Linked DNA regions of Homo sapiens: region 2 is linked to region 1. A link is a loop called in an ENCODE intact Hi-C map of the cell type or tissue named here. Cell type or tissue: heart right ventricle. All regions are shown on one strand. Each heading gives the region's core, and the rest is flanking DNA. Links, peaks and the distances in the headings are about the cores only.

The links. Hi-C counts contacts between places; a loop is a spot of excess contacts. Peaks named below come from ENCODE experiments on the same cell type or tissue, not always from the same donor. Only the 100,000 strongest peaks of a DNase experiment are listed, where the experiment ranks them.
Region 2: a loop joins it to region 1, with 2.5 times the contacts of the local background. A loop is called at or near these places in 2 of 110 quality-filtered maps.

Annotation. Positions count from the first base shown.
Region 1 is chr3:115,512,585-115,524,867 of GRCh38, forward strand. No RefSeq gene overlaps it. Among named protein-coding and RNA genes, the nearest start is that of GAP43, 100 kb to the right of the region's middle. RefSeq lists an enhancer at 5,884-6,437. In heart right ventricle, for the core only: no CTCF peak of the experiment used is centred there; a DNase peak (open chromatin) is centred at 6,057; H3K4me3 peaks cover 316 bases; H3K27ac peaks cover 2,290 bases.
Region 2 is chr3:115,668,615-115,680,897 of GRCh38, forward strand. It overlaps GAP43 (growth associated protein 43), which reads left to right. Exons shown (of 3, transcript NM_002045.4): 2 at 7,399-7,996. Among named protein-coding and RNA genes, the nearest start is that of GAP43, 51 kb to the left of the region's middle. In heart right ventricle, for the core only: no CTCF peak of the experiment used is centred there; no DNase peak of the experiment used is centred there; H3K27ac peaks cover 1,067 bases.

The DNA of each region.
Region 1 (12,283 bases), core at 1,343-9,342:
TCTCCCCGCAGCTCCTCTGGACCGAGCCACACCTCTGCCTGGGAATCCTGGGCTGGGGCTGCAGAAGCCCGCTGCGCGCCTCCTGGTTTCTATGGAGACCCTGCTTGATGTCAATGGCGGCTCCGGAGCGCAGGGAAACCTAAGCGTTTGTATTTAAATGAGGGAAAGTGGGGGAAGGGGAAGTAAAAGAGGAAGGGAACAGAAGAGAGGATGGTAGAGGTGAGCGGGCGGGTGTTGAACTCTGGGGACTAGAAAAATCCAGCTGCGTTACTCAGTCATCTCATGCTCGCGGAGAAATCAGAGGAAGCAGCAGCGGGCAGAGGGGTGTTTATTTCTTGCGTGAGAAATATCCGACTTCTTTCTGACATCCGGGAGTAAGGGACAGGCAACTAGGAATCCCTTTTCATGTGGCTGGCCCCTGGCTGATAGTGCTGCTCGATTTCATTTCCAAGAAGAAAGGGAGAGTTCTCTCTTTGCCCAGAGACTCAAGTCTTAAAGATTCATTGCTGCTATGGGAGGGGCCACGCCTCTATCTTTCACTCTCGACCCTTTCCCCTGCAGCATAACTAAATAGAAGCTCTGGAAAGACGGATTCGAAAAGTTCTGGGGTCTGGATTAACTGCTGTTTATTGGCTGACACCCTAGCAAGAGGCTGGGGGAGGAGTAGGAGGAGGTTGGGCAGAATGTATGCTATGATTGAATTGCACGAGGGTTCAGATGACGTCAGCTTGAATAAAGGTCTGACCTAGTGAATGTTAAATGTGGCTGAGTGACTGAATCCTTGGAAGGGATCGATGGCAGAAACCTCCATGAAAGGACCATGCCACTTCTTTAAAATATTAAGCATGTGATTCTGCTGATCTCCCCTGCAACTCCCAGAGCGCTGGTGGAATCTTAGCTTTCTGCTATAATCACTTGAACATTACTTACTGCCCTAGATAACTGCGGGTCACGTGGAGTTTGCACCAAAAAAGGAAGTCTTTGAAAAAAAGAAAAAGCCATTAATCAAAGTGCCTGCTAATCTTACAAAGTGAAAGCAATTCAATTTAATAAACACTTTCAGAGGACTACTTCGAGCCAAGTGTATGCAAAATGAGTGAGATGTTCTTTGCCTTCAAGGTGCATACATTCTGGCTGGGGAGGCGGATATGTTCACAAATGACTCATGGTGCCTGGCAGCAGGTAATATATACCATGGGAACTCCAAGGAAGGTGAAATTAATTAGATACAAGGAGGAGGGGAAAGCAGTTTATATTAGTTGCCTCTGAGGTCTAGACTTTTATAATAGATGCAGAGGAGAGAAGCGCAGGGAAAAGTTCTGCAGGGGTAGAATAGAAAAAGTTTAACCCAAATGCCTATTCCATATAAAATTCCAGTTCTGTAAAATTGTCAAGTGACAGAGCAAGCTAATTTTCCTATTTTTTCCCTCTCTGATGACGTATTGCTATTGCTGCAACTTATAGGAAACTCTGGCTTGGCTTCTATTCCATTTTTACCACTTGCCTAACCCATTTTATTTTGATATTAGAGGTTCAAGCTTTAATGGTTTCATTTAAAAATAAACCCAGAAGGTAGAATTGTGAGAAAGAACGCTTTAAAATGTATTTGGGTTTAGGCTGAGTGAGAACCATAGGCATATGAAGGGCATTGAGATTATTTTGTAGTTGAGACAGGGCTGAAATAAAGAAGGTATTTGTGCCATTTGGGGCTCATTTTCAGAGTCATGGCACATAGGAATTAAGAGATGATTGGCAGCTCCATCACAAATGTTGGAGAAATTTTTGAAATATGTAACACTTATGGTCTGAACTTAGTGCGTGTTGCTCGGTCATGAACTATCAAGTTTTCATTAGAAAATTAGGAGATATTCAGGAATACATTAAAGGACACAGAAGCCAAAGGCTAAGTCTTGGCCTTTGGATGGAAGATATCAGGCAGAAATGAAATTAAAGGAGGGCAATTATTTCTAGAAAGGACAGGAAAAAGAAGCCACATGTGCTCAAACTAGTCATAGTTTCTGTGTCATTGAGATATTAGTTACGAAGGGCTTGTTTTCAAGGCCCTACTCTCAGTTGGCTGAGGAATATAGGTATAATAAAAAACATCTTCCCAGAGTTTTGGCAATGAAGCAGAATATTAGCAATTTTTAATGAAAAAGGGCAGAAAGCCAAGAGTCAAATTATTTTATTTTTATTGTTTCATTCTTCTCACATGGTTCACTGCAGAATCTTTGGACTCCTAATTTACTTTCTTTAATGCCATTCTGCCAAGTTTCTGGATAACTGAATATAATCCTCTAGCTTCTTTACTTCAAATAAACACCCATAGACATGTGGACACCTCAGTCATCTGAACACAGTCAAATGTATTTGCATGGTACATTTTTGTAATGATAGTCAATATGGCATGGCAATTCCTAGAAATGAGTTTAGTAATTTGAGGAGTGACCACTTGACATCACTAATAGCTTAAAGAAGAGACAGAAGGGATAAAATAAACACATAAAAAAGAAATTGAGTCATAAATAGTAGAAAAGATGGAGGGGGAAAAACAAGTAGTGAAACAAGACATTAAGGGGAAAAAAAGATATAGAACAGGACGTCTTAAGCCCTTGAAGAGGTTAGGATCCTTGTATTAGTCCATTCTCACACAGCTGTAAAGAAATACCTGAGACTGGGTAATTTATAAGGAAAAGAAGTTTAATTGGTTCATGGTTCCACAGGCTGTACAGGAGGTATAGCAGCTTCTGTTTCTGGATAGGCCTCAGGAAGCTTACAATCATGACTTAAGGCAAAGGGAGAGTGAGGCACTTCACCCAACCAGAGCAGAAGGAAGCAAGAGAGGTGGGGCAGGTGCCACACATTTTTAAACAACCAGATCTCAGGAGAACTCTCTCACTATGGCAACACGTACCAAGGCAGAAATCTGCTCCCATGAGCCAATTATCTCCCACCAGGCTCTACCTCTGACATTGGGGATTACAGCTCCACATTTGTAATTTCCTAGAGACTTGTTGATAGTTGTGACCCAAATGCTGATAGTGATATGGACAATGAAGTACAGGCTGAGGAGGTCTCATATGGAAATGAGGAACTTATTGGGAACTGGAGTAGAGATCACTTTTGCTATGCTTTAGCAAAGAGCCTGGCTGCATTGTGCCCCTACTCTAGGGATCTGTGAAACTTTGCCCTTGAGAGTGATGATTTAGGGTATGTGGCAGAAGAAATTCTAAGCAGCAGAGTGTTCAAGATATGACATGGCTAATAGCCTATGCTCATATGTGTGAGCTAAGAAATGATCTAAAGTTGGAACTTAGGGTGAGATTTGGGTGGGGACACAGATCTGAATTATATCATTCTGCCCCAGGCCCCTCCCAAATCTCATGTCCTTCTCACAGTGCAAAATCCAATCATGCCTTCCCAACAGTCTCCCAAAATCTTAACTCTTTCCAGTGTTAAGTCAAAAGTCCACAGCTCAGAGTCTCATCTGAGACAAGGCTAGGCACTTCCGCCTATGAGCATGTAAAATCAAAAACAAGTTAGTTACTCCTAAGATAAAATGTGGTTGTAGGCATTGGGTGAATACTCCCACTCCAAAAGGGAGCCAGAAGAAGGGGACTACAGGCCCCATGCAAGTCTGAAACCCAGCAGGGCAGTCATTAAACTTTAAAGCTCCAAAATAATGTTCCTTGACTCCATATCCCAAATCCAGCACACACTGGTATAAGGGGTGGGCTCCCAAGGCCTTGGACAGCTCCACCCCTGTGGCTTTACAGGGATCAGCCCCTGCAGTTGCTCTCATGGGCTGTTGTTGAGTGCGTGCAGCTTTTCTAAGCTCAGGGTGCAAGCTGCTGGTGGATTTACCATTCTGGGTCTGGGGTCTTACAGTTCCAGTAGTGGGGACTCTGTGTGGGGGCTCCAACTCCCACATTTTCCCTCTGTATTGACCTAGCAGAGGTTCTCTGTGAGGACTCTGCCACTGCAGCAGGTTTCTGCCTGGACATCCAGACTTTTCCATACATCCTCTGAAATATAGGTGGAGGCTCCAAAGCCTCAACTCTTGCATTCTGAGCACCTGCAGGCTTAACACCACGTGGAAGCCACCAAGGCTTATGGCTTGCACCCTCTGAAGCAGCAGCTTGAGCTATACCTGGGCCCCTTTTAGCCATGGCTGGAGCTGGAGTGGCTAGGATTCAGGGAGCAGTATCCTGAGGCTTTCTAGGCCAACAGGGCCCTGGGCCTGGCCTATGAAACCATTCTTCCTTCCCAGGCCTCTGAGCATGTTATAGGAGGGGCTGCTGTGAAGGTCTCCGAAATGTCTTTGTGGCCTTTTTCCCATAGTCTTAGCTATTAGTTCTTGGTTCCATTTTACTTATGCAAATTTCTGCAACTTGCTGGAAATTCCTCCCCTGAAAATGGGCTTTTCTTTTCTACCACATGGCTAGGCTCCAAATTTTCTGAACTTTTATGCTCTGCTTCCCTTTTAATGTAAGTTTCAACTTTAGGTCACTTATTAGCTCACACATATAAGCATCGGTTGTTAGCCAGGTCACATCTCGAACACTTTGCTGCTTAGAAATTTCTTCTGCCACATACCCTAAATCATCACTCTCAAGTGCAAAGTTCCACAGATCCCTAGGGCAAGGGGAAAATGCAACCAGGCTATTTGCTAAAGCACATCAAAAGTGATCTTTACTCCAGTTCCCAATAAGTTTCTCATTTCCATCTGAGACCTCCTTAGCCTGGACTTCATTATCCATATCACTATCAGCATATGGATATGCTGCTATAAAGAAATACTTAAGACTGGGTGATTTATAAAGAGAAGAGGTTTAATTGGCTCAGAGTTCCACAGGCTGTACGGGAAGCATAGCAGCTTCTGCTTCTGAGGAGGCCTCAGGAAGCTTACAATCATGGTGGAAGGCAAAGGGGGAGTGAGCCTATTAATATGGCTGGAGAAGGAGGAAGACAGCAAGGTCGGGGGGAGGTGCTACACACTTTCAAACAACCAGATCTCACGAGAACACACTCACTATCACAACACAGTACCAAGGGGGAAATCCCCTCCCATGATCCAGTCACTTCCCACAAGGCCCCACCTGCAACACTGAGAACTGTAATTTGACATGAGATTTGGGTGCAGACCCAGTTCCAAACCATATTGATCCTCTGGTTTACTCTCATTTTAATTTGAAATGGAAACCTTTTCATTTCACAGATGAGAAAGCAAGAGCCAGGAGGAAATGAGTGACTTTTCTAATATCACAGTCATTTAGAGACTGTGATAAAGGCAAGGTTGGAGCCCAGGTTTCCTTACTGCTAGTCCAGTGATAGTTCTGTTACATCATTTCTTATACCTATAAAGGCTGACTGAACCCAAAGTTCCTTTGAAATGTAAATACTATTCCATTTGTACTTTAACGTCTAACAGAATTGTATTTTTACATTTATATTGTTTATTAGCAGCACGCAAAGTGTTTTATCTAATTTAACCCTTGTATGAATCTGCAATAAGTAAATATCAGCTAAAAAATGGCCTGCCTGGGACTTATCTACTTTTTATATATGATATATTTTTTCTACAAATACCCGTTTCTTATTTGTGAATACTAGGTGAATTAAAAATAAAATAAATAGACCATGCTGTTTCTACTCTTCTCCACCATACTGTCAACTAGGAACTCGTTGTGCTTTAAGAAAATAGAACAGAAGTGGGAGGAATGGGCAGCCTGACAATTAAAGCAAGCAAGAAAGAAAAAATGGTGTGGACAGCTTTTGCAAGTTTGTGCCGTAGATGATAGTGGTTAAATTTGCTTGTTATTCTAGACATCTGTAATAGAGGAGGTATTACCTCCAGTTGTTTCTGCAGTGGTGACCCTTGTTAGTTTGAGAAAGTTCTTTTTGAGGCTGATGAATTCAGTTCCCAGAAAAAGACACAGGACTCATGTTGGGGAATAGGAGCACCTCCTCCCTACCATGAACTGCACTCTCAGAGGCCCAGCCATCCCTGGCAGGATGGTTTCAATCACTCCTGCCATCCAGTCATCGCTGACACTTCTTGGCAGGCAGCCTGCCTCTAATGGAATGTGTCCTGCAGCTGGGAATTAGGTCATCAGTAATTTACTTAATAGCATTTTATGAGCTGGGCTCTGACAAAAGAGAGTGATCTGGCCTTAACAGCAGGAGCTTTCCTTGATGTGAGGGGAAGGAGGGAAGAGAGTATAGCATTGTGAATAATCAGACACTACATTTCCTGAAAGTAATGGGTGAGGGTAAGAAAATCTGGGTGTTTCTTCAGACTTCCTATGTGATCAGGTAAGATACATACCTTGGGCAAGGTACTTCTTGTTTCTGGACTTTAGTTCCTCTAAAGTCTTATACAACTCTAATATCATATACTTCTGACTCTAAAGAACTCTTTATGAAAATTGGAAGATACAGAATTTGACAGGTCATCACCCCCTCTTCCCTGATGGTGCTCTATGGAAGGAGAGATAGGTAATCCCACTCTTCTGCCATTAGTGTGCTTTGAAATGAAAAGCACTGTGTTGTAGAGTTTGCTAATTTTCCTGGTGTAAGTATTCTCAACATGGCTGATTTCAAGCTGCCAATGCTTTAACAATTAGCAAAACTTTTGAAAACTGAACAATTAGCTTCTATGGGCTGGTATGAGTTGCTCCAGTACATCACTAGTTCTCTCCCATCTAGATAAAGCTGCATCAATGAATAGTCTCCCGTATGTAGACACATAACTGGATTGTTCACACACTAAGATATGTGCCATATATATCTTTGTTTTGGTTTTGGATGAAAAGATATTCACAACTTCTCTTTGATTCTATTCCAGTTGCTATTCTTAATTTATGTGAAGCCCTCTCAGAAAACATGTGAATTCTTATTAGGAAACTGTCCAGTTTATATAGCTCTTCATCTGAATTCCCATTTCTTCCACCACTGCTCTGATGCTCCCAGGGATGTTCAGGGAGCCATTTGACCCTTCATATTTTCTTCTGACCCCTAGGACCCCATGTTCTTTCTGTTGGAAAACCCAATATACATCTCATGAATGTTCAGAAGGTTTGCTGTTGCTATACAGGGTTTAAAATTTGAAAAAGAATCACTGGAATCCTTCCTCCTTTTCACTGGGTGTGAAAGAAACCCTTTTGGGTTCTGAAATTTTAATGTGCAAAATCTTCCAATTTCAAGAAAATTAGGGCTGGGTGCAGTGGCTCAGCCTGTAATCCCAACACTTTGGGAGGCCAAGGCGGGTGGATCACCTAAGATTAGGAGTTCCAGACCATCATGGCCAACAGGGTGAAACACCCATGTCTACTAAAAAAACTAAAAAAAAAAAAATTAGCCAGGAGTGGTGGTGGGTACCTGTAATCTCAGCTACTCGTGAGGCCGAGGCAGGAGAATCACTTCAACCGAGGAGGCGGAGGTTACAGTCAGCTGATATCATGCTACTGCACTCCAGCCTGGGTGACAGAGCAGGACTCCATCTAAAAAAATAATAAATACAATTTTTAAAAAAGAAAATTGGGATGAATAGAGGTAAAATCACTACCCAGAATGGTGGTGGATACAATTATGAGTCAGTTCTATTTTATCCCTTCAATTGAATACTATGTATAGAAAATATTCAATTAGCAACTATCTACTGAGCATTTACTTCATGAACTTAGCCCTGCAAACTATTGTGAAATATAAGAGAAAGCATATGCTGTAATACTAGGCTTCAAATTTATCATTTTGTTGGGAAGATAAGATTAACATATACAAATTAATGAAAATCAGTTAAAAACATGTTATAATCAAGTGCTTAATGATGTGGCACAAATTCTAAATGAAGCAGGAGTTTAAAGAAAAGTAAAATTTCTTGAAGCAAATGTTGCCCAAGGAAACTTAATGACAGAAATGAAGCGTAAGCTGCCCATGATGTGAGGATTGTGTTTACATAGTCAGATGAAGGTACCCGACTAGCCAGGCTGGGGGGATTGCATGTCAAACACTGGTGGCAAGAAATAGGGAGGAGGTAGAAACAGTAAGTAGTGGAAGGTGAAGAAAAAATACAACCTCTGGCCTAAAACTGGGTTTTAGTACATTTGTGTGAGAGATAATGTGGAGGAGAGGTGAGAGGCCATATACAAATAAACAATGGCCAGATCACATATGACAATAGAACCCTGATCTACAACCTCTGCAGCAACCAGTGTGCAGGAAGCCAAACCACAACCTCTGCAGCAAACAACCCAGAACAGGCAGGAAGCAGTGAATGACCACCAGCTTCCCTAATTTTTGCCTCCCTTGCCCTCCCCACAACCAACTCCCACCACTTCCAACTCAGGACCAAGAAGAGAAAGCCAAATATGCTCCCCAAACCAATCACATAGAACATCCCACTTCTAGTTAGGCTGCATCCAGCTTCCCATGCCAATAGGCTCAAATCAGAGCATACTTGTAACCTTCCCTTTTTCTCATTATAAAGTTTTCTTACTCCTCTGCCTGCCATTGAGTCTCTGCCAAACACCAGTGATGGTGGCTGAATCTCTTGTTATGTAGCAAGCTCTGAATGAAGGGCCTCTGCTTGTTCTCATTTGGGTGGTCTGGGTGGTCTTCATTTATTTCCACAGTGGGAAAGGCACATACCCATGACAGTCTGTTTCTCTTTTGCTATTACACAACTATACACACACACACACACACACACACACACACACACACACACACACACACAGAGTTCTCTTTCTCTCTACCACTGTTCCTCCTTCCTTCCCACTATCTACTTTTCTATAGGCTTTCTTACCAATCTCCCAAGAATGCTCTTAAAAAAGACAGGTGTTGAGGAAGCTATTACTTCCATTTCAAAGATGAATAGAATACAGTATTTAAGGTAGTCTATGCTGAGGACATTTATATATTTTATTTGAATCTAAAGTGGCAGCTAAGCCAGGTGCGGTGGCTCACACCTGTAACTCCAGCATTTTGGGAGGCTGAGGCGGGTGGATCAGTTGAGCTCGGGAGTTCGACACTAGCCTGGGCAATGTGGTGAAACCCTGTCTCTACTAAAAATACAAAAATTAGCCAGGTATGATGGCACATGCTTACAATCCCAGCTACTTGGGAGGCTGAGGCAGAAGGATGGCTTGAACCCAGGAAGGGGAGGATGCATTGAGCCGAGATCATGCCACTGCACTCCAGCCTGGGCAACAGAGTGAGACTCTGTCTTGAAAAAATAAAAAATAAAAAAATAAAATAAAATGGCAGCTGAATGACTCAATTCTAACCTGACTTTGACTCTGGTTATCCTTTTTCTCTGCAAAAAGTCTTTTATTGTTGTTTTAAAAATAATGGTCCCATATTTTAAAAGGTTTGATCTAACATTAGTTAAATAACAATTAATGTTTTTCTAGTATATTTTAAGACATCTAAAATGGTTGTTCGGATTCTCTGATCGATGTAAGATAACCAGCATTGTTGCCATGCTAGACAATATATTTCCTGTCGAATCAAAGAACACAAGTATTTCAAATAGTGAGTGCTACACAATCTCCTATAGATAGATATATGGATTTTATTAGTGCATTTTGAGATTTTGAAAATAGCTCATCAGCCCTCATCTCCATTCGACTTTTGAGAATTTATTATGGTGATCAGAATCCCAAATTGGAAACAACCCCTTAAATGATATTACCATTACAATAATTTTGTTATGATTTTACCAGTTCCTGAAAGGCCAGCCCTTTACTCCATGCTCCAAAACCCTAAAATAAAATAGTTTTTAGGTTTTACAGGTAGATTGTTTTTGAATATTTAAAGAAGTTGGTTCCCTACCTAATTTATATCAATAGACTGGAAGTTGACCAGCAGTTAGCCATGACTTTTTTCTGATATAACATCCTCTTCTTTGTGAACATCTGATATGATTAAAAGGCTAGAGGCAGAATTTAGCTTGACTATACTGAAGTTCTCCATGTTTTGCTTTCCATTTAAACCCTGGGGTCTTATTCTCGGGTTTGTAGACTTAGAAACTTGGTTTTCCAGCTCATCCTGGAGCAATTATGCGTTGGCAATGTAATCACATCCCTGTTATATGTTCTTATCTTACCTTGAATGTTTCCTTCATTGCTCTTACTCCCAGAGCCCTGATGATACTAGCAATGAGTCTCCAAAGTACTTGTGTGAAGAGGGAATATAACTTTAGAAAATGACTCTTGTTGATGATAATCCTCTTTCATATCATGTATGATCTTGTCAAATGAGATCATAGGTCTTCCTCACCAAGGGTTTTGTCTCATTAAACTTTGCTCAATCATCTATTGTCATAAGTCTAGGGGGTGTATTTTGGGGTATATATTAGTTAAGATGACCTTGTCTGTTGTAACTAGCACATCTAAATTGTGTAGTCGCTTCATGCAATGAAAGCATACTTCTTGTTCACCCAAAAGTTCAAGATTGTTACCCCTTGTCAGCAAATGGCTTTCTCCATGTGGTGATTCAGAGACCCAGGCTTCTTCTATACTGTGGCTCTGCCATCCTTTAGGGATTTGCCATCTTCCATGGCTGAATACAAGTGGGAAAAAGAGGATAGAAGTAGTTCATTTTCTTCTTAAAATACCTTGGTTCTGGAAGTGGCACATATCCCTTCCATTCATACTGTTTGTGAGAACAAATGCAAGGAAGGCTAAGAAATGTAGTCTGTCTATGGACCAAGATCAAAAAGAAAATGACAATTTGGTGAACATTTAGCAATCTCTGTCTTAGGTATTTGTAGCCTCTGCCTACCTCTTGCCATCCACTAAAGATATTGGAATATGAATTGAGATGCAAAGAAACTGTTTAAAACATGATCTCCCTTCCTTTCCCTTGCGTCACTAACTTATTCAGCAGGAAACTGCCATTATTTTTTTTTCTGGGAGAATTGCAGTTGATCAATTATCTCTTGTTTTCTCTACTTAGCTATGTTAAAAAAGAGGATGGGTATCTCTACTGTAAAATGACATCAGCCATTCTCTCCTGGGTGACCTCTCAGTGGCTCCTCTCTGCTACTGTGACAGCTGCTCTTGGCAGAAATTCCTTTTGGATCAACTCTGCTTGCCTGAAAGCCCATTGGCAGTGGAATAGCTCAGAGTTATGCTTTCAGCTCTACCTCTTGAGAACCAACTCATGCACTCTGGGCCTTTAGATTCTCCCAGGACCGGCTATAGCTTAGATGGTGCAGGCAGGGCATCTGTCTGATTTTTCTTGGAACCATAGAATTGCAGGCCTACATCCCCGTCTCCCCTTGAACTCTCTGGGCCTAGTCATGCCTCAGCTAGCAGCCTGGGCAGAAAGGGATTTGATAAGCAGATTCTCTCTAAGCTCTAAATGATTGTCAAGAGCCTAATATGATTTTGCTAGTAGACAGATATTTACTATTTTAAAACAGACACTCTCTAATCATGGGATACAGGTAATGGGATGCAGGCAATGCTACAGGTATTTCTCTTTATTCCTCAGATTGGTAGCTTAAGATATCACCCATGTTTTCTAAATGTGAGGAAGACCTTTCATGGAATCATTCATTTAATAAATTATTTATCCATTCTATGCATATTTTTAACAGCTACTATATTTCAAGCACTGGGGATATAATAGTAAACAAGACACATACAGTCCTACTTGTTAGGTAAGGTGTTGTTTATAGGGCCCTTTGGGTCCCAACAAAATAAGAAGTTTCAGGGATGTGTGGATTATCTGGGGGCTTTGGAACAGCTCTATCTGTAAGCCACACAGGTTGTCTCTATCCTACCTTCTTTAATTCCCTCTATAGTCCATTGCACAGACTTTATGGTAACCCAGAGAATTATTCAATAAGTCAATATATTTAAAGCATTTAGCAAGCTCCCCCCAATAGTAGGTAAGACAAATAATAACTATTAATAATAGTACCATTATGCTTTTTAAGAAATCTTAGGGAAAAATTGGCCCAGCTGACAATTTTGAATTATTTTTGTTGTTGGAAAAACATGTTGGCTATCAATAACTCTCAGGTGAATCTGTTGATCTCTTCAAATCACTTTTCTAATTCTGTACTTTGGACAGTAGTCATCAGTTGCTTCTGGGAAGAGGCATGAGGTCAGCAGACTTGAATTGGTCAAATGTCAGACTGCAGCTCAGTCATGGCTGGGTTATTTAATGAATTATATGGGAAGGAATAGTGAATATCTGTGGCAGGAGCACTGACAATATAGCTTAGGGATGCTCCAAGACTCTGGAAAACACAGCTAAGCACTGCTCGTTG
Region 2 (12,283 bases), core at 2,708-10,707, 160 kb after region 1:
AGTTTCTCTATGTTGGTCAGGCTGGTCTCAAACTCCTGACCTCAGGTGATCTGCCCACCTCAGCCTCACAAAGTGCTGAGATTACAGGCATGAGCCACAGCACCCAGCCACTTTCACCAGTTTTGCTAGTGAAAACGCATATAAGCAGGGAGCAGTGCCTCACACTGTAATCCCAGCACTTTGGGAGGCCGAGGCAGGAAGATGGCTTGAGTCCAGGAGTTTGAGACCAGCCTGGGTAATATGGTGAAATGTTGTCCATCTCTACAAAAAATATAAAAATTAGCTGGGCATGGTGGCACATAGCTGTAGCCCCAGCTATTTGAGAGACTGAAGTGGAAGGATTGCTTGAGCTTGGGAGGTCAAGGCTGCAGCAGTCATCTGAGATAGTGCCACTGCGCTCCAGCCTGGGTGACAGAGAGTGACCCTGTCTAAAAAAAAAAAAAGAAAGAAAAAGTACACACACACACACACACACACAGAAAAATAATTTTATTGATATGACTCTAACGAGTCAATAGATAAATATAAATCAGTTGTCTTTATCTTAGATGTATTATTATTTTCAAGTGCTTGTTTATTATTATGATCAATGGCGTTTCTATAGCTTTGCTATTTCTTTTCTTGTTAAACCTCTGCTTACTAATTTCTATAATTGGGGAATCATATACCTGTTGTAGTTAGATGCTCTTGAATTCCACCACTGAGAAGTGAAGGATTTTAACAAAAATTGACAAAATCGAATCCAGATTTCTTCACCTGTCATCATCTTTCTGAAATAGCACTAATGGAGATGCTCAGATTTTGGATTCATCCAATAAATATTAATTGAGCATCTACTTTGTGCCAGGCACCATTCTAGAAACTGGCATTCAGCTCTAAGTAAAATAGACAAGGTACTTCTCAAAGGCTGACTTTTTTTCTGTTTGAAGGCATCAGTTGCAATACATTATTTACCTCTTCTATGTCTTTGTGGGACATAATAGGGTTATAGATATACAAAATAAAAGAAAACAACTTTTCAGACTGGAAACTGAGTTCTACTCTGATAATGCTTTATACTATGTTGAAGATACCACCTCATATTATTTTGGAAGCAGGTGGGCTGTACATGTTGAATAAATAATACATTAAAGTGGACTGAAGACCCATCTTTTGATCACCAGCTCTTATCTGAAAAGTTAACATTACTACTGCAGTTTCCAATATGAGATATTTTGTTTTCTTATACAGTTTCATTGCTTCTCTGCGCACTCTGCTCCCCATTCCCCTCATACCCTAGGTATGAGGTCTTCAAACCAGACTGCATGTTGGGGGATCCGGTGTATGCCCACTGTGCTTATTCATCTTTTTATTTTTATTTTTTTTTTTTAATTTTTTTTTTAATTTTTTTTTTTATTATACTCTAAGTTTTAGGGTACATGTGCACATTGTGCAGGTTAGTTACATATGTATACATGTGCCATGCTGGTGCGCTGCACCCACTAACGTGTCATCTAGCATTAGGTATATCTCCCAATGCTATCCCTCCCCCCTCCCCCGACCCCACCACAGTCCCCAGAGTGTGATATTCCCCTTCCTGTGTCCATGTGATCTCATTGTTCAATTCCCACCTATGAGTGAGAATATGCGGTGTTTGGTTTTTTGTTCTTGCAATAGTTTACTGAGAATGATGGTTTCCAATTTCATCCATGTCCCTACAAAGGACATGAACTCATCATTTTTTATGGCTGCATAGTATTCCATGGTGTATATGTGCCACATTTTCTTAATCCAGTCTATCATTGTTGGACATTTCATCTTTTTAAAGGACACTTTCTTCCTTACACCTGCACCGAAACCGGCAGTGACATTCCATCTATAGAACTGGAGGAGGCTGGCCCACTGTCTTCTCTCTCCTCCCTAAGGGGTATTTTACTGTATTTTTGATCTTTGTCTAGGTTTAAAGAAAGTACAGAAGCTCCACTGTGAACTACTTTAATACTTGCACATTTTCCCTAAAGTCAATTGCCATGGTATCAATGATGCTTAAAAATAGAGTGAAATTTTGTTATGTGACTTTCACCTCAATAAATTATTAATAAAAAATAAAGTGGGCCATAAGTAGGTACTTCCCAGATTTTATTTATATTTATCAACACTTTATTCTGGTTCCTTTACAGGCTGTAGAAGATTCTGATAGGCATGAAAACTACAACATATTTAAAAAAACATTGCTTAGGATATCTCCGGCCTTTCAAGTTTGTTCTCAAAAATAACTTTGCTTGATCAAATGAACTATATTTTGGTTTACTAAAGATGTTCTCAGAAAGAAGAATATGTGTACATCAATGATTTGTAATGCATTTAAAATTCAATACTATTTTTTAAAAATTTAAGTATTATAATGGTACTATTTATAGCTAGCAGAAGTAGATATAGGGCCAAGTTTTAATTTGCTTGGAAGGTTGAGGCATTCCTATGATAACTGGGAAAAGTGAAATGCATTGAGGTATCCCAGATGAATGGATGATGTTATTTTTAGTTCTGAAAGTTAGCCATTCATGGATTTTTGCCTAGAGCTCTTTTGTAACATATTGAATGCAAATGTTTGGACATTTTAGAATAAATCTTAAGTTGTCCATTCCTCCTTTCCCCAAAGGAAAAGAAGACCAGAGCAACAATGTTGGATACTTAAGTAATTACTTCTTATTTCTGGCTTTCTTATCTGTAATTCTTAAATATCAATTAAAATCATTGTTCATTCATCTAATGGATTTAGAAGTTTCATTAGTGTCAACAAGTTAGTGTAATGGTACTCTTCATTTTTTCCAACCAATATTCATCTGAGATTTTAATGTTTGTTTAAAAAGTAGGGATGTCCTACACCTTGGTTTCCTTTAAGACTTCATAAATTGCAGAGCTCTCAAACAAATCAGTCAGTAAAAAATATTAAGCCATAACAATAAAGATTCCTGAAAAACTTATGGTAACTCGTAATGACACCCTTCCTACCTATAATGTACTGCACTGGAATGTCCTCTTTACTTAATTCGCAGATATCAACAATTCTGTGTAAAAATGAAATAACTTTGAAATTCCCTCAGAAACATTAGAGTTCATTACAAAGCTTATTTGTGGCAAGACTTAGTTTAAAAACTAAATCTATCTTTAGTGACATTTATGAGCTGACTTTTTAGCCATTAGATAGCAGGATTCCTTTTCTGGACATTTCATCTTAACTCACAGTTTTAGAGTGTTGTCCTTACTTGAAAAGAAGAGTGTAAGATCAGGTGTCTACTGCAAATTCCTGGGAAGTTATTTATTGTTAAAGCACTATGATGTGGTTTAAGTGTATTTTCAAAAGGATTCTATGTGGGTAGACACAGTATCCTTCCGTTCAGTAGCATTTGTATAGTGCTTAACATAGGCACTGAGTATTTTTAAGTGAATAAATCAACGAGAATGCTGATGTGAAGCCTTATGGATTATCTACTACAAGTAAGTCCAAGCTATTCCAGGTCAGCCATGCAATAAAATTGGACTTGGAAGTAGGTGGGAGGGGAGAAGAGTTGAGGTCAAATACAAGCTGGGCCACTGCCTCCCTCACTCGCTGTATGAATTTAGGCAAGTCACTTAACTTTTCAGGGCCAGGGCTGTCCCTTTTGGAAAGTGAAAGTATTTTGCTGAATGTGCTGAGTAGTCTGGTTTCTCTGGGCTTGAATGTCCTTCATCTTAAGTAAGCGCTTCTATTTCTAGTGGGGAAAGGGTCAAAGCGTTCTCAGAACCTGGGGTTACTCCACATAGCCAGTTTTGGGAAATGTTCTTTTTCTCCTTGTCTTAACAAAATACACAACAAAATACACTCCCAGTCCACTTACTTTTATACTGTACTGTGAAAAGAATTTTACCAAGAAATAACCTGCAGTTTAAGGAATATTAATAGAATCATTAGAAATACAAAAGAAAGACACACAAACAAAATCCAGTGGTGTCTAGCTTCAAACCCAGTATTAACTTAAAATATTTTTATTTATGGATGTCTCTATTCAATCACTGAAGTCTGACCTCTTCTTAGCCTGGTTTATTTCCTTCCCTTTCCTCCCCTCTCCTCTTTCATTTCTTCATCTCCTTCCCACATCCCTCTCCTCTCCTCTCCTCTCCTCTCCTCTCCTCTCCTTTCCTTTCCTTTCATTTCCCTGCGTCTGTTTCTTTACTGCTATCTGGAAAAACTTCTATTAATTGTCTTTTTTTTCCCAACTAATCTCTAAAATTTAGTTTTCCTAAATCTCTAATGATGAAGTCCAGCAGTTTCTCCAGGATGAGCTACATGCGTGTGGAGTACTTTGAGCATCTTTTTGGGTATAGTCACTTATTTGGGTACCTGGCTCTTATAAGACTGTCTTCACCTCTCTCTCCTAACTCTTGTTTTTCATGGTTCTCCCCGTTTCTGCTCACTCCTGCTTCCCTTGAATTTCTTATACTTCTGGGTTGTTTAAGTGAGGTTTGTCTCACAATCTTGGCACCCTAGTCTAGTCTTAGCCTTTCTAAAAAGTCATTCTAACATAGATGCTGTGTTCAGAAGCTTAAATTCTGATTTTTTAGAAAATTGAAGTTGCAGATGCTTTAAGAAATTGAGAGAGAGAGAAAGAGAAAGAGGAGGGAGAGAAAATTGAGAGCCCTTTCTTTATCCTTGTAGTTTCTTTGTTTATATCATGTAGACTCTCAGCTTCCTTCTCTTTGTGATTTCCAGCTTTTCAGGAGTTTCATCCCCCTACTCCTTATGTTCATAAAGAAAAGACAGAGCTCTAAAATGTTAGCTTTCTTGAGTCACTAGAGAGTCTTTTGTGGACACCTGCTCCTTCTGAAACAATTGACTTGTCTACTTTCACAAACAGCAGTATTTGTATTAAAGAACCAGTTGGCATCAATGCCCAAGTGCAGGTGTCCTAATATATAAGATGGTGCTTCATTCAGAAAACTCAAGGTAGAGTAAAATAAATTATCAACATCTTGGCTCCATGCTCCATTCACAACTGTTAATTTTACAGGGTTATGCTTCCATCTCTGAGCAGAGAACTCCTGGCAGGGACAGCTGCTCCTGTGTCTCACATTGGGCTGTGCTCATCCCAGTAGGAGTCATCAAGAGCAGCAGGTTAGCGAGAAGGTGATAGTACATCAGAGAACTGAGCAGTGGAGGAGGGAGAAGGATGGGCCTCTCCAAAGTGCTTTTCATTTACTCCTTTAATCTTTGTGTGTATATACATGCATGGTTAACTAAGGAAAAAGGAAAAGTTGACTTGAATTTGACTGAGAAAATTATCAGACCTGCTTTTACTTGTACATGTAGCTCATTTTCAAAAATACTTTTGTGTATCCACTGGTATGTTGATGGTCCTATGCAGCAATAGGTCTGTACGCTTGTCCAAAGAATGTCTAACAGCCCCACATCATGATTAGCAGGAGCTGGGTCACTGGGGCAGAGCTGGTTTGACAGGTGGAAAACTTGTCCTGAGTAGTTCTGTATTAGCTTACCTCCTAAACTGGAGCAAAGGTCAAGGCCAATCCAAGATTGAGAAGAGGCGCCGAACATGTTACATGGTAAACACTCTTTTATTAGTGGTCTTTTGAGGGAAAGTTGCTGTGTTGTTCTTTGCTGTTATTTCTGCTAGAACAGTGTTCACAAAAGTGAACAAAAGTTCAATGCTCAAGTTAAAGAAATCTAAGAATGGAGACTATCAGTAGCCATGTTGGGGCACCATGGTAAACAATGGAACTGGATAAAATTTTATGTAGTTGCCTACACAATTCTTTCTATGACCATACCTGCTGTTCCTATCCTCTGAATTAATTTTCATGTGGAAAATAGTCATTTGCAGCATATATTAGGCTACAAATGTTGCCATCAAAAGGTAACATTCTATATGCTAGTCTCTTGTCTTTAGTACTAAGATGGCTCTATTGATGATAATACGAACACATTTTAGGTTCCCAATTGCTTTGGGAATAAAGAATTGTGACTTAGTTAATATAAGTTGCTTTTTCAAAAGGAGAAACAGTGTTTCCCATCATTTTTTAAAATTCAGGAATAGTGGTCTTTTTTAATTCAGATTTTGAAGGTTTGGTAAGTTTATTGCTAATGTTGGACCACACGCAAGAGAAAGTTAGACATTATTTTGTGACCAGCATTGTTAAGTTGTCACATTCTGAACAAATCCCTTAAAGACCTGGAACTCATTTACATTTTGCATAAAATCCTGATGGGATTTATGGTTTAAACTTTGACTATACTCTTTGTCTTGAATTTATTAATTTCCTTATCAGGCTTAAAACTTGGGGGAAAGTAGACTTTTGCAAAATATTTTTTTAAACCATTAAGTTTTATACAAAGTCCTTCTCAAAAACCCTGTAAACCCTCTATCTTTCAGAGCTCTTTAATAAAAACCTGGGGTGAATGTGATTTATTTTTTGCTTTTGTTTCTGGTTTGCTTGCTTTTTTGAGACAGGGTCTCAATCTGTTACCAAGGCTGAAGTGCAGTGACACAACAACAGCTCACTGCAGCCTCGACCTCGCAGGCTCAAGTAAGCCTCCTTCCTCAGCCTCCTGAGTAGCCAGGACCACTGGTGCATGCCACTACACCCATCTAATTTTAAAATTTTCTGTAGAGATGGGGTCTCACTATGTTGCCAGGGATGGTCTCGAACTCCTATGCTCAAGTGCCTCCTGCCTTCACTTCTCAAGGTGCTTGAATTACAAGTGTGAACCACTGCACCCAGCTTGTAAATGTGATTTGAGTTGTCAAAGTACTTCTAAAAAAAAGGCTGGTTTAAGTTTGACATGGAGCAACATTGAGCCGGGGAAAGAAAATACGTAGAAAATAATGCCAGTGGCCAGATGCGGTGGCTCACGCCTGTAATTCCAGCACTTTGGGAGGTGGAGGTGGGCGGATCACTGAGGTCAGGAGTTTGAGACCAGCCTGAACAACATGATGAAACCCCGTCTCTACAAAATACAAAACTTAGTCGAGTGTAGTGGCACATGCCTGTAATCCCAGCTATTTGGGAGGTCAAGGCAGGAGAATTGCTTGAACCTGGGAGGCGGAGGTTGCCGTGAGCTGAGACCACGCCATTGTACTCCAGCCTGGGTGACAGACTGAGACTCTATCTCAAAAAAAAAAAAAAAAAAAAAAAAAAAAAATGGCCAGTGATTCTGGAAGGTCCGAAAGACATTACTTTTCCCATACAATACTGTGGGAGAAAGATGAGGTTTGATTTGAACTTCCAGGGTACTGTTGAATTCTTAACTCCAAAAACAGTGCCTGGCACAAAATAAATCACTTAATAAATACTTGTTGAATGCTGAGATTTAAAGGAGAAGAATGTCATTGAAGCCCTCTCTTTTCCCTTCTTTTCTCGACAAAGGTTGAAAAAAATGATGACGACCAAAAGATTGAACAAGATGGTATCAAACCAGAAGATAAAGCTCATAAGGCCGCAACCAAAATTCAGGCTAGCTTCCGTGGACACATAACAAGGAAAAAGCTCAAAGGAGAGAAGAAGGATGATGTCCAAGCTGCTGAGGCTGAAGCTAATAAGAAGGATGAAGCCCCTGTTGCCGATGGGGTGGAGAAGAAGGGAGAAGGCACCACTACTGCCGAAGCAGCCCCAGCCACTGGCTCCAAGCCTGATGAGCCCGGCAAAGCAGGAGAAACTCCTTCCGAGGAGAAGAAGGGGGAGGGTGATGCTGCCACAGAGCAGGCAGCCCCCCAGGCTCCTGCATCCTCAGAGGAGAAGGCCGGCTCAGCTGAGACAGAAAGTGCCACTAAAGCTTCCACTGATAACTCGCCGTCCTCCAAGGCTGAAGATGCCCCAGCCAAGGAGGAGCCTAAACAAGCCGATGTGCCTGCTGCTGTCACTGCTGCTGCTGCCACCACCCCTGCCGCAGAGGATGCTGCTGCCAAGGCAACAGCCCAGCCTCCAACGGAGACTGGGGAGAGCAGCCAAGCTGAAGAGAACATAGGTGAGCAACCGCGAGGGTCAGATGCAATGGGTGGATGGGGAAGGGAGTTGCTATTCGGAAGACCAGGCCACCTGGGTCATTGAGGGAGAGGAAAAAGTCTAGAAGATGTTTTCCAGAAATCAAGGGAAGCTGTGCTTAATTTCCCAAAGTGGCAGGACTAAGAGCTAAGGTTACATTCCCAAATATCTCCAGAGAGGACTACCAGAGAGGACTCAGGCAGGTCTATGTAGCAGCCAGTACTAGAAAGATCTGGCAATTACCTTAATTGGATTGATATATGCAGTCAAACTAGATAAATCTGCTTTAAAAAAGTATTCTGTGTGCTGATAGACTTAGTTTAATAAGTAATTACTGAGGCTACATATATTTTATGGATGGGAATTAGCTAATGTGATTATTTGGCTCTAGAAAATGCCTGGTATAAATACAGCCATCCTCTTCTTGATCCAGATTATATAGTGTGTGAATTGTTGGCAGCAAAAGTATAATCTCAGACCACCCTTCCCTATCTCACATTATGTTTCTGGGCATTCTCTCCACCATCGGTTGGTGAGTAGTGTGTGTATATGTGGGTATGCTCAGAGAATGTTAATTGTAACATTAATTGGGGTCAAACATAATTAGGAAAATAAGTCTGTCGATGTTGCCAAAAACAAAAGAAAAACCCCAAATACAGAATATGTTGTGAAGTCAAACATAAATAATCATTTTATTATTGAAGACACGACTTTCTACAATATGCATAAATAATTGAGGGTTCCTATGATTACAAAAAGGTACTGGATTCTCTTCATTTTGGAGCTGTAACTTGAAAGTTGGAGGGTTTTCACTATTACTGCTCAATTGTGCAGAATTGGAATAGAATATTCCCAGAGCAAGATAAATTCAACAGAGTTTCGTCCCTGGAGACTAGATCCTTCCCTCACCCCAACACATCCACAGTGGTAAAGGAGGCCAACAGTTTCCATGATCTTTCTCTAGTCTAATATGACCGATAAATACTTTCCAGCCCCAAAGATCCTCAAAGATAAAGTTTCTTCTGTGTCCATTTAAAAGATTGGGTTTACTCCTTTAGAAGCGCCTCGGTTTAACCAATGATGTTTGTCATCCAAGGGTCCAAATACGGACTGAACCACCGTGTGCTCCTTGGGAGAAAACCTACTCCATGAGAGTGGTCTGAGGAATGTTTTGGCATCTGACCATCAGATTGAGAAAGTAATGACTGGACTTTTACCTTGATATACATTTCCCCAAAATCAGATACTACAATATGGTAGGTGACTATTCTAGATATTTTAGGTCTACTTCTTTCATCGTATCCCTAAAATTCTATGAATATGATGCCAGATTATATTAATTAACATTGTTATTGGCATATTCCAGCTCTGGATAAATCGTATGCTTCTTTTCATTTTGAATCTTTATTCTAACACACAACTGTCCCAGGGGCCAGACATTGAGGTTTAGAAGATGGGAATTTTTCCCTGGAAAAGGTAAGGCATGTGATAAAAAGTGGGGTGTGGGTTTTAATTTACTCAGCAAAGCAAAACTTAACTACTTTTCTTTAGATTTAAGGTTTGAGCCTCAGGTATGATGTCTGGAAATCACTTTGCATATCCACAAGTTACTTAATGTGTCATTTTCATACATCTTAGAAATTAATCATGCTTTTAAATACAGAACATATCTGACATGGCACAGACCATATTTTTTAACTGGGATTTCTAAAGTTGTGGGAAACAGAGAAATGATGTGATTTTAGGTATATGCTTATGATTTGGGTTGATAGAAGGATTTTTTGAATCAGTAGGAAGTCTAATATATAATATATTTTAAAAGAAATTAAGTTTTATTATGTTTCAGGTTATGATAACTAACTGCAAATGAATTAATGAAATATTTTATGTAGTAAGTTGTCAACAAATGTCAAATATTGAATATAAATTGATGAAATTTAAATTATAGATAATAATTTGTTCACTCATTTATATATTTCTCTTGCATATTTGCTTATTCTATTCATTTATTTGATTAAAAATGTGTCTGGTCAGTGAAAGCAAACAGCACTCTTCTCTGCCTTAAATGTTACAGATTCTGACAGAAAAATATCTTAATTAATCAGACTTTATCATGGGCATTCAAAGGTGATTGAAACAATAGGTGAAGTTCAACTTGAAGGTAATCACAAAGGGCAATTTACAGTGTTTCTTAGAGTTGGGTAGGTACTGTCCTCTTGGTTAGATTCAGAAATGCTGCCTGTCGTTTCTTTCTGGGTTGAGGTATCTAGTAGCCTTGCCTGCTCTTATGTGACAAGCACAAATTACTCCGCTGTGATGAATCTCATGGGATCACAGAAGGTAGAGGTGACAAGGAGATCTATCACATCATATCAGGTCCAAATTCCCAGGTGCCCTGTACTGCATTTCCTCTGCCTTCCACTGTATTTCATTTTAACCTGGGTTAAAGTAGCAGCATCTTCCACTGGGCTGTACTGTTCGGAAATGGGTGGCTACCATGGGTTGCTTTAGGATTCTACAGCTGCCTGGAGGGGCGTGGACAGACAATCTAAGAGGGTGCAACAGGGTTAAGGGGAAAAATAGGTACAAAGAGAAAATCTAAGAAAATAATTTCTGTGAATATCAGGCTTAAAAATTTTAGATATGATTATTACTTTAATACCTATGGAAATGTTGGGGGAACTATAAATGTTATTTATTTTACTTCTTTTACTATTTACTACCAACCTGTTTGTTATGGGGGGATGTCATTTGTATTTTGATCTTTGAAGTTGGTTGGTTATTGTCATTGTTTTAAATTCTCCAAGTATGTCCACCTCTCCCTAGTTTGCCACGCTGCCTGCCCAGCTTTTTACGTGCCTGGGACCAAAACATTTCAGCGCACCTCTGACAATGATTCCTTTAGAGGAAGAGGAGTGTTCAAAACATCTGTGGGACACTGCCCCATTCAGTCATGAGTAGAGAACTTTGAAGCCCCCTTTAGTGATTATATCCTTGGGGTCTCCTGCTGAGCAGTGTCACTGTGCTCATTGGCTCTCAATGAAGGAATTCTCTCTTACGTCTCCTCTTCTCCATGGTAGCCTATTGATTTTCCCCAGTAGAGGACTCTGCTGTGGTCATATTCAGTGATGTGGTACAACCAAGGTAACCTATCCAGAGGGCTATCAATCAGTGATATTGATTGGGTGGCTGCCACAGGGTCTTTGACTGATGCTAGTTGGAAGTGTAGCTCTGAGTGACTTTAAATGTTCTGTATGTTGATCTTGGCTGCATTTTATTTTCATGGTCTCAGTACATCTTGCAAATTGATGCCATCAGTAATGATCAAGAAAAGAGGGAGGAGTTTCCTATTGCCATTCCCTGAATAGAAAAATTAACTTAGTGTCTCCCTGCTTCTCTTCCTCCTCTTTTTTATCCTTCCTTCCTCCCTCCTTCCTTCCCATTCTGTCTCCTTCTTTTCTATTCTTCCTTTCTTTTTCCCTTCCCTTTATATTAACTTTCTTCTGTGCTAGGTATTGGAGTCACAAAGATGAATAAGATATGATTTTTTGTCCAGGTGCGGTGGCTCATGCCTGTAATCCCAGCACTTTGGGAGACCGAGGCAGGAGGACTTGAGTCCAGGAGTTTGAGACCAGCCTGGGCAACAGAAGGAGACCCCATCTCTACAAATAATAAATAATTAGCAGAGTGTGGTGGTGTGTGCCTGAGGTCCCAGCCACTCTGGAGGTTGAGGCAGGAAGATCACCTGAGCCCGGGAGGTCAAGGCTGCAGTGAGCCATTATTGTGTGCCATTGTACTCCAGCCTGGGTGACAGAGTGAGACCCTGTCTCAGAAAAAGTAAACCAAACCAAAACAAAAACAAGATGTACTCTTTTGACCTTAATGAATTCTTACTTGGTATGGGGGTAGTATGAAATTCAGGGAATGACATTGAAAACAATCATATTCATAATCTCAATTAAATTCTGCAGTTAGGTACAGGGCACTTCCCTATGCCAATGCACTTTGGACAAAATATGAATGAGGCAGTGCTTCAGGGGCTAAGATGCAGTCTGCTGCTTACTATAAAAACGTTGCATATAATGTATGTCCTGATACTCAAATTATTAACGAAAAGAATAGATGCAAAATTTAGAATTTCTAGAATGATAATTGTGTATAAGAAAATGAAATACCCAGCTCATATTTCTGAATTTAAAAAATTATTTATGTTTCCCAGAACAATATTTTCCCTAAGACCCAAGGTAACCATCTATTTTTCAGCTTTCCA